Linked DNA regions of Homo sapiens: region 1 is linked to region 2. A link is an interaction called in ENCODE POLR2A ChIA-PET data of the cell type or tissue named here. Cell type or tissue: endothelial cell of umbilical vein. All regions are shown on one strand. Each heading gives the region's core, and the rest is flanking DNA. Links, peaks and the distances in the headings are about the cores only. Region 1 overlaps BMP2K (BMP2 inducible kinase). Region 2 has its middle 5.6 kb from the start of BMP2K-DT.

The links. Peaks named below come from ENCODE experiments on the same cell type or tissue, not always from the same donor. Only the 100,000 strongest peaks of a DNase experiment are listed, where the experiment ranks them.
Region 1: POLR2A ChIA-PET joins it to region 2 with 5 read pairs; 4 of 35 experiments call an interaction of 5 or more read pairs at or near these places.

What each region holds. Positions count from the first base shown.
Region 1 is chr4:78,831,781-78,837,169 of GRCh38, reverse strand. BMP2K (BMP2 inducible kinase) reads right to left here. Exons shown (of 16, transcript NM_198892.2): 3 at 3,483-3,588. Among named protein-coding and RNA genes, the nearest start is that of BMP2K, 58 kb to the right of the region's middle. In endothelial cell of umbilical vein, for the core only: no CTCF peak of the experiment used is centred there; no DNase peak of the experiment used is centred there.
Region 2 is chr4:78,767,634-78,773,022 of GRCh38, reverse strand. It overlaps the pseudogene RPS21P3. Among named protein-coding and RNA genes, the nearest start is that of BMP2K-DT, 5.6 kb to the left of the region's middle. In endothelial cell of umbilical vein, for the core only: no CTCF peak of the experiment used is centred there; a DNase peak (open chromatin) is centred at 3,232; H3K27ac peaks cover 256 bases.

The DNA of each region.
Region 1 (5,389 bases), core at 256-5,255, 64 kb before region 2:
TATAATAGAAATACAAAATTCTATAGAAGAGCTAAAAGATAGAGGAAGGCTTCCAACAATAAAAGAATAAAGAAAAGGAAAATAAGAAAAGAAAATCAGAGGATTATCAATCTAGAAAGCTCAGAACATTTGAAAGAAAATGAGAAGTCCAGTAAGAGAACAGAAAATAGAAGACAAAAACGCCACAAAAAGCATACCAAAAATGACACACAGTAAGGCACGTATATCTTGAAATTTCAATACGTTGTAGATAAAGGAAAGATTCAAACTAAAAGTGTCCATGGAGAAAAGATGTCACATAGAAAAATTAAGCAATCACAATAACATCAATTTGTCAACAACACTAAGAAAAAAGTGGAATGATGTCCTCAAAATTCTGGATCAAAATTATTTCCAACCTATAATGTTTTAGCTAGCCAAAGTAACAATCAATGTGGGCACTGAATAAAAATATGTTTATATATGCAAGGTTTCAAAAATCCTTCTCCAAAAAATCCAGTCAGAAAGCTACTGAAAAACAAAGTCTTCCAAATTAGTGAGTGAAAACAAAGGTGTGGCATAAGTAGCAGGGAATCCAAGACAGAAGGGAGGCAAAGGTAATTTCCAGAAGGACAGCTAACTGCTGTTCAAAATTAAGCAGGATGATCGAAGTCTCCCCAAGGGGTGTTTTTAAGGGAAGAAAAAATGAAATCAAAACAAATATTAAAATGTCTAAACATACTGCATAATTATTTTTACTTCTTTTTTTTTTTTGAGACAGAGTCTCGCTCTGTTGCCCAGGCTGGAGTGCAGTGGAGCGATCTTGGCTCACTGCAACCTCCACCTCCCCGGTTCACGCCATTCTCCTGCCTCAGCCTCCCAAGTAGCTGGGACTACAGGCGTCCACCACTACGCCCAGCTAATTTTTTGTATTTTTAGTAGAGAAGGGGTTTCACTATGTTGGTCAGGCTGGTCTCGAACTCCTGACCTCTTGATCCGCCCGCCTCAGCCTCCCAAAGTGCTGGGATTATCAGTGTGAGCCACGGCGCCCAGCCAATTATTTTTACTTCTATTGGAAAATGCGGGACTAAAATATTAATATACATGAAGAAAATTAGGCAAATGAAAACCGAGGTAATTACTAATTCCAGGAAAAAAAAAGGATAAGAAAATACAACTACAGACACCATTAAATGGGAAAATAAACACTGATTTGGTCCAAAACCTGAGAATATCTATACTAGAAGTAAAATTCCTATCTTTTCTTAGAGACAATATCTAAAACATCAAAAGTAGCACTAGAAAACTTTCTTTCAAGAGCCTCTTCATGCACAGAATTATATACTTCCCTTGATTTTCTAAGTCCTTTCTCTTTTGTACCCTTAAGAAATCACTAAAATTACTGATTCTCTTTTATATAATGCAGTGTGGAAATATGGAAGTAAATATAAGAAACATCTCAAATATTTTAAAGGGACTACCTCTGAGAAGAGGGATGAGGCAGGAGGGTACTGATTCAGCCACAGCTTAAGATATTTGACTTTTTTTTTTTTTTTTTTTTTTGACACGGAGTCTCGCTATGTGCCCAGGCTGGAGTGCAGTGGCGCGATCTCGGCTCATTGCAAGCTCCACCTCCCGGGTTCATGCCATTCTCCTGCCTCAGCCTCCCGAGGAGCTGGGACTACAAACACCTGCCACAACGCTCGGCTAACTTTTTTTTTGTATTTTTAGTAGAGACAGGGTTTCACCGTGTTAGCCAGGATGGTCTCGATCTCCTGACCTTGTGATCAACCCGCCTCTGCCTTCCAAAGTGCTGAGATTACAGGCGTGAGCCACCGCACCAGGCCAACTATTTGACTTTTTAAACCATATATACAAATTACTTTGATAAAAATTTTAAATTTCATATACCACAGAGCTTGATGATTTGAATACCGGATAACTATTTCTAAAAAATTTTTAAAACAAAACAATGCATTCCTCAAAAAACAGATATGATCATTCTTCTACTTTAAAATAAAATTTGCCCCTAAAACTTGAAGGTCATTTGATTCCCCTTTTAAGATGTCTTCTAAGTGACAATTAAATTAATCCAAGGTTATGATTATGCTTGATTCAAGTATCTTTTAAAAGTTACAAGTAGTCAAGGGCTACAAGTAAACTCTAAGAATTAGCACTATAAATGCTAGAATTCAGGAAAATGGGGTAGAAAAAAATCAGCATCTTCTCCTAAAAGAGATCACAGTACAGTACTTTATAGTAGAGAAGATAAGATATAAAGAAAAATCAAGAAACATCTGGTTGTTAAATATTGTGTATGGAAATAAGTTACAAATACATCACGGTAGGTATTGTCACATTGATTCACTTCATTTTCCCCATCCTTTCCTCCTTAAAATACTGCAGTAAACAAGATCATATTTTCTCCAACATCACCATCATCCCCCTCTTTTTCCGCAACCTTCAGGAAACTGTAAGAGTTTCTGGGATAGTAATTAACAATCATTACTTTCTGAAGAGAATGTAAATGTAAACCAGGGCTCCCTAGAACCACAAGTGCCAAATATGGCTTGCAAGTTTGTAGGAAATAGAATATTTGCCTCCACCTTTCCACACATTAAAATTTTTAAGGACAGACGCGGTAGCTCATGCCTGTAATCCCAGCACTTTGGGAGGCTGAGGCGGGCGGATCACGAGGTCAGGAGATCGAGACCATCCTGGTGAACATGGTGAAACCCCATCTCTACTAAAAATACAAAAAATTAGCCGAGCGTCGTGGCGGGCACCTGTAGTCCCAGCTACTCGGGAGGCTGAGGCAGGAGAATGGCATGAACCCGGGAGGCCGAGCTGGTAGTGAGCCGAGATCGCACCACTGCACTCTAGCCTGGGCGACAGAGCGAGACTCCGTCTCAAAAAAAAAAAAAAAATTTAAATGTCAGGAATTTTTTTATGATGATGATGATGATTAAGGTATGCTATACAAGTAAATATTTATTTTAAAACATCACATTAGGTCCAAATAAAATGTGATTTTCTATATCTAATGTTTACAAACACCACCAAGAGACTACATAAAACAGGTTTATAAAGTCTATAGATCAAAATGCATCCTCCAAATTTGTTAAATTTAATGTTTACAATAACGTAGTAGAGTTCTGGAAAAATCTTACAACATTAATATTGACATATTATCCTCTTCTTGGTTGGATTACAGAAGAATTCTATGGAGAGCAAGAACTGTAACTCTGTACCTGCTTAGATTTCCTATTTTAAACTCAATATCACTTTTCTCATTCTGCGTTTACATGCTCATATCATAACTGCAGTAACTATGACTAGGTTTTAAATAATGTTTTAACAATATTCCTAATTAGATAATGAAAGGTAAGATTACAATAAGTGACTAGAATTAGTTAGCAGCTACCCTGGAAATAACAAAGATACCTAGTAACCCATTTAAGGAGAAACTTTTTATTACAGTACAAATGCAAAAAAATACTTACCTCGACAATATTCCATTAAGATAAGGACTTCCCATACATTATCACTAATTGAATTAACAGCACAGTCCAAATAGCCCACAATATTTTTGTGACCAGATAGCTCTTTCTGGAAAGAAAAAAAAAAATGAAAACTGGAAAATGTACATTTAAAGGTATAGAATTAGTAATGGTTTGAAGCCTAAATTAATGTAAAGAATTTCAAAAGGTAAGAATTAGGCATGAGTACAGAATCTAACATATTTCAAGCAAGCAAAGGCTTCTATGGTTTCAATAAAAAGTTTACCTGCATGCGACTGTAATTTTCTAACAGCAAATATGAAAATTATTTTTAAATTGAACTGTGAAAATGGTTCACGCAAAAGGAATAGCTCCCAAAAGTGTACAAAGAACTTGAGAATAAAATATTAGAACTTTTATTACATTTGTTTTTATCTAAAAAATAAAATAACTAAGCTCCAATATTTATTAACAATTATATTCTCATTTATTTTGCCTGCAACATATTGCAATTTACGTGTAGCTATTACATGAATTTATAGACACATGCACTTCTAACTAAATAACCTAAAAAAATGAACAAGTGGCTAAAAAGATTTCTAAAAAGAAACCATAAAGATAATGCTAATACAAATATAAGGAAATAAGAAAATGAAACATCTGAAACTTTTGTGTCTTTTACAAAATAGTCATCAGCGTACAATGAGGTTAAGAATAATAACCTACTCTGTTCTACTGGGAAATTTAAAAACAACTATTAAAAATATTATTTAAAATAAATTTACATAAACTATCATTACCAATAAACCTAGTTTTAACTATGCAATGTAATTTGAAATAAGGGCTAAGGGCCACTGAACATGGGAATTATTTATAAGTAAATATATATAATGGGGATGAATCATCAAAAAAGTTGACAGACCACCATTCTAAAGAACTAATCTCCCTAAAAAATGTTCAAAAGCACAAGATTTGAGTGTGCTGCTCCTTATACATCATATCTCTCAAAATCATACAAATTCTATTGAAAGGAAGAAAGAAGTCTTGTACAAAAGTACAAGACTATAATATCTTGACTCAAGTTAGTTAGAGAACTTAGTCTAAGCTTCTCCATCATCTTGAGGTAAATCTTTTCACCCTTCTAGCTAACAGCCTTAACTGTACAAAAGTAAATGCCAAAGTCTAATCATCTCTAATCTAGCTAAGGAATACAGAAAATAAAAGCAGAATTTTAAAAAGTCAGATTGTGCAAATGCAGTTATTTGCTAACAAAAGGGATTGTAATATGTGTGTTAGTAAAGACGTTGATACAAAATAAGAAATCCCCCTCTTAGCAGGTGGATAAGTACAACTGACATTAATAACAAGTGTTGGCAAGAATGCGGAAAAATACTTTCCTTAGAACATAAAATGGTTCAGCTGCTACAGAAAATAGGCAACATAAAAGTACATATAACCCAGCAATTCCACTCCTAGATATATAACCAAAACAACTGAAACCAGGTACTCAAGCAAATAGATGCATGCACATATTCATGCCAGTATTAATTATAATACCCAAAAGACAGAAACAGCCCAAATGCTCATCAAATAATTTTTTAAACTGCATCAACAGATGAATGATAAATAAATTGTGTTACAGACATATAATGGGATATTATTCAGCCATAAAAAATAAAGATGCTATAATTATGTGAATTTCACCTCAACAAAACAATCTTCAAATATATATATGCACCTGTGTCTGTGCTTGTGTGTAAGCACTCAAAAAACCATGGAGAAAGAGAAAAGAGGATGAAGAGGAGGGGAGAAATGGGAGGACAAGGAAGAAGAACAAGAATAAGAAGCCATCCAGAGCACTGAGCATATGTAACCCTAGAAAAGGAGGAAATTTTTATTCTACATTTTTT
Region 2 (5,389 bases), core at 240-5,239:
ATATTCGAATTGCTAGCATCATTATGCTTGCACTTGGAGCCATTAGTAAGTAAAATAAGATTCCTTGAACACAAGCACTGTGACAGTGGATCTGATAACTGGGAAGGCTACTAAGTGACAGGCAGAGAGTATAGACAGATATACTGGGCAAAGGGATGATTCACCTACCAGTCGGGCTACCCAGAACAGCGTGCAATTTAAAATTTACCAATTCATTTTTCTGGAATTTTCCATTTAATATTTTCAGACCATTGTTGACCACAGGTAACTGAAACTGAGGAAAGCGAAACTGTGGGGATGGGGGATTACTATATTACTAATAACAAGAAGGCCAAACATTTACAAACACTTTTATTACCAAAAGATATTAACATCTATTGTTAAATCATATTCTTCTAGCAAATTTGTGAAATAAGAATGTGTAACCTGAAATCAATTTTTAGGCAGAAATTGAGATATTAAGGGCAGACTGTAACCAGCAGAAAAACTATATTGAAATTTCTAGTCTTTCAGATTTCTTTGAGAAAATCTTATAGCCATATATTAATTTCTCACTCCTGCACCTTAAATTTATTTACTGGCTTATAGTAGATTAAGTATTGTAAAGACTTTCATTTTAATGACTCATGCAATTCTTGGACATAAAATACTCTTCATGAGTTAAAAACCTTTGTAATGCACTAGCTAGTGTTTAGAACAAACTAAAATGCTATGATGTGATCTGAAATTTCAAGAGGTACAAATACAGAAGTCAAATCCCAGACCCCAAAGCAAACTTTTCTATCAACATACAATATTAAACATGTAGTATCTTTCCTAATTAATATTAGACTATTAAAATGTGTGCTTATGATTTTAAGAGGTTCCATACATTTTAACCCTTAGCATTTTTAATGAGTCAACATAGTGAATATTTCTTTAAGTAAATAGATCTTTTCCAAATATTCTTTGTGTGTGTGTGTGTGTGTCTGGGTGGGTGGGTGGGTGTGTGGTTACAGTTTGATGATCTTCCCCAGCATATACTGGAAGGATTACTGAACCTAGTTGCATCACAGTATGTATACTCAGAGTGCCCTAATCACCATTATTTGGATTTGAAGCCAAAAAGAATGGGCTCAGTGGTTCTGAAGCAGAAATTTTAGTGAATACAAAGATGTGGGAAGGCCAGGCCTGGTAGCTTACGCCTGTAATCGCAGCACTTTGGGAGGCCAAGGCAGGAGGATTGCTTGAGCCCAGGAGTTCAAGACCAGCCTGGGCAATATAATGAAACCCATCTCTACAAAAGAACATTTAAAAATTAGCTGAGTGTGGTGGTGCATGCCTGCAGTCCCAGCTACTCGGGAGGCTGAGGTGGATCGCTTAAGCCCAGAAGGTGGAGGTTGCAGGGAGCCGAGATCACACCACGGCACCATTGCTAATGTTGAAAAATGATATGTTTCTAATGTCTATATCCAGGAAAACTCTCTTGTGTATTTGGAGTTCCATGCAGAAGGCAGTCTCAGGCATTGTTTTGGTGGAGACGTAGCTTCTGTTTCTCTTACTGACAGTCCAAATTCCAAGTTCTATGAACAGTTGTAACCTTTCTTGTTTTTTTTTTTGTTTTTTTGTTTTTTTTGCAAATGTCCAGATGCCATTCTTTGCATGTTCCCAACCACCTCCCAGTAGTACTGACCGGGTGAACCAAGATGAGCCCAGTGCACAAACTAATCTTTCAGTGCACTTTTTCAGCTTTTGTCTGATACTTCCACAATGGGCATTCTTCAGATGATCAGAAGTGATGAGATTATTACTGTGTCACCATCTCACGTCATATCCAGTTTTCTGGTTTATCATAAAAGATATACAACTCAGGGACAGCTGCCTAGATGGGATGCATAGGGCAAGGTACAGGAAGTGGTAGTGCACAAAGCATCCATACCTTCTCTGGGTGCACCACCCTCCCACCACCTCGATGTGTTCACCAACACAAAAGCACCATCTTCTAGTTTTACACTCATTATTAGACCATGGAAGAAAATCAGATGTGGCTTCCTGTCGGAAAATGAAATCTCTACCAAACAAAAAAAAAAATGTAGATTCTGGCCATCTTAAACAATGGCATTGAGGTGACTTACAGTCAAAATACAGATATAGATAGTTTAATAAAAGTAAAAGAATTATAATTTTATTTCAATTTGTTTTAGATATATCAATCATATATTTATAGCTGTATGACTATAAAAATAATTGGAAAGTTGCCACATAATGAAGACTCTTATTTTTAAAAATAGATTGCTTCCCTTTACACATTTCACGTTACACATTTCTGATAAAGTCAATACATCATCATAGCTAACTACAGGATTCTGAGATCCTTAAACAGGAAGAATTTTGACAATGAGGGAAGAAAGAATGATTGTTACATTTTGTTTTCTACTGGAAAAATATAACCTAACCCCCATGTATTTTGCATTAAGGTGGCTCTCAAAGACCTATGAGAAGTGAGAAAGAGTGACACAGATTAAATAAATGTGCTTATCCCAAAAGGCTTATTCCACTGCCACAGTGACCTTCATAAGTCATGTGTCCCAATAACTGATTAATCATTTTTCCTCATAAGTCAGTGTTTTCCTTTGATAACATGTCTTCTATCATCATTAGCCTCACTGTGTTTTACTGTTAAGAATAATTATTTTTCCTCGGCCAGGCATGATGGTTCATACCTATAATCCCAGCACTTAGAGAGGCAGAGGCACGAGGATCATTCGAGGCCAGGAATTTGAGACAAACCTGGGCAACACAGTGAGACTCTGTCTCTACAAAACATTTTTTTTAACTTTTTTAAAAGAATATTTTTCCTGGCTAACATTATTACATTATACCAAGTTAAATGTTCATGTCTTTGCTTTCCAAAAAAGTAAAAGTTCTAAGGTCTATTAAAAGAATATATATGCCTCCATTATCAAAACAAATGTTTTTAAGATATCAGTAATATTTAAATCCTCTGTTAAAACTACTCAATATCATCACTATACCTTGTAAAAATTCATATATACCTAAAAAAAATCAATCTGATTGTATAGTGCAAAATACCAAGATACTCACAAATATTCTTAACAGGAAATATGACTCATTTGACATGAAATACAATTCTATGATAGAGTTTTGACTATGCTTTTAAAACAGCTTGACCATGCTTTTAAAAAAGACTGCAGGATATAGGCATCTTCACCACCAAGAGAGGCGCTTTCTTCCTTACCCAGCAAATGGAGTGGCAGATAGGGGAGTTCTGCACCTTGTCCTCACACCTCATGACAGGGATAGCTTTCTCCCTAGAGAAGTATCTGTCCTAGAGAGTAGGATTACAAACACATTTCTGGATATGTTCCCGCCCTCCCTCTTCTTTTTTTTTTTTTTTTTTTTTTTTTTTTGAGATAGAACTTGCTCTGTTACCAGGCTGGAGTGCAGTGGCGTGATCTTAGCTCACTGCAACCTCTGCCTCCTGGGTTCAAGCGATTCTCCTGCCACAGCCTCCCAAGTAGCTGGGATTACAGGTGTGTGCCACCATACCCAGCTAATTTTTGTATTTTTAGTAGAGAAAGGGTTTCACCATGTTGGCCAGGATGGTCTCGATCTTCTGACCTAGTGATCCACTCGCCTTGGCCTCCCAAAGTGCTGGGATTACAGGCATGAGCCACGGCACCCAGCCCTCCCTCTTCTTTATAGCCCTGCATTACCTTCCTGTAGAAAGGTAGTAACCTTTCTCCTGTTAACATTTATATAAAACTTCAGCAGAGTATAAAGTAAGAACTAATTCTTATTGGGCACTTGCAATGTGCCCGTGCTACTCTAAAGTGCTTTACATGTATTAACTCAGTAAATCTTTATGACAAGACTATACAATAGCTTCTATGATTTCTCTTACTTTGCAGAAGAGAATACTGATGCACGGAAAGATTAGGTCACAAGCCCAAGGTCTTATGACTTTAAACAGGGTTCAAAAACACCTGTTATGACTTTATGGCTCATGCTTTTAACCACACCATACGGATTCTTTGAAAATACACAATAAATGACATGATAGCTACAGTCTGAAATGATAAGGTACTTCCTGCTGTACCCTCCATCTACTTATCTTAGATGTGTGCCACCACAGCTCAGGGAACCCTGCTATAATAAGTGGGATTATGTTTAATTTCTGATTAACTGGGTATTTAAAAATTTTTTTTAATTTTTTTTTAGGTTTACACTGTTTATTTATGACAAACATTCCATATCCATGATTCTCTCCTGTCAAACATGTTTTCAGATGATGCCACTGGCCTTGGCCAATCAGAGAATGTAGTCATCTGACTCACCCATCCTGCAAATGACCTTGCAGACAGCATACGTTTTAAACTAGCCATTAAACCTGCCTGTGACCTTGTCAGCCTCCACCACGTTCATCTGGATGGATGCATGGTTCTTGGCACCGGTGACGCGGTTACTAGCAGAGACTTTCTGCCGCATGTACAGGTCCACAAGCTCGCCGCTGTCCTTCTGCATCTCAAGACTGTGCCTGCTGCCACGACACTGCGTGTGAGCAGAGAAAAGAAAACAACTGAGTATCTGTAAAATTTAACAAATATTTGCTAAATATCTAAAAAGGGTAAAGCACTGTAGATTGGGGCAGCTAGGAGGACCTGAACAAGTTGAATAAAACAAATCATGGCTTCAAAGTTTATACACTTTTGGAGTGGATAAAAGTATGTACAGGACCATGTAAGAGAGACGGAGACAAATTAGGAGTGGAGATAAGGCTGACTCTAAGTTATGTACAAATGATGGGCTCTAAGGTCATATTATTATGGTGCATTGCCTTCAAGTCTCCTCCTGGCAGTATGGTTGATGTTGTGATCTTACAAACTTCTGGAGACAGAAAAGCAGCTTTTGTCGGTTTGGAAGCAAATGAACAATCCCCCTGGAAACATATTAAATTCTACCCCAATGTGTTGAACTGATACTGAAGCTCTATACATCCATGACACACATATACACATGCAAAATAATCGATTCAAGTTACTGTAGTTACTGTGGAGGGACAGAGAAGAAGAAAGTGTTGAAGTTCAATTCAGCTTTTGCTTCAATCATTTATTAAAATTTACATCTTGTTTTACCCAGCCTTCTATCAAATGTGGTAGAGACTATTAACTGAACATGAACAGTGTGCCAAGTAGTGTGTGAACCAATTCACAATAAGAACCCATACAATGTGAAAAAAATTATGGAATTTCAGAGGTGGAAAATGATATAATCAATTGGAGAAACTGAAAGGAAGCAGAATAGAAACACTTATTGAGCACCTTGTATGTCTCAGACATTACAGTTAGCACTTTCTATATGTTACCTCTTTAATCCTCTAACAAGTGAA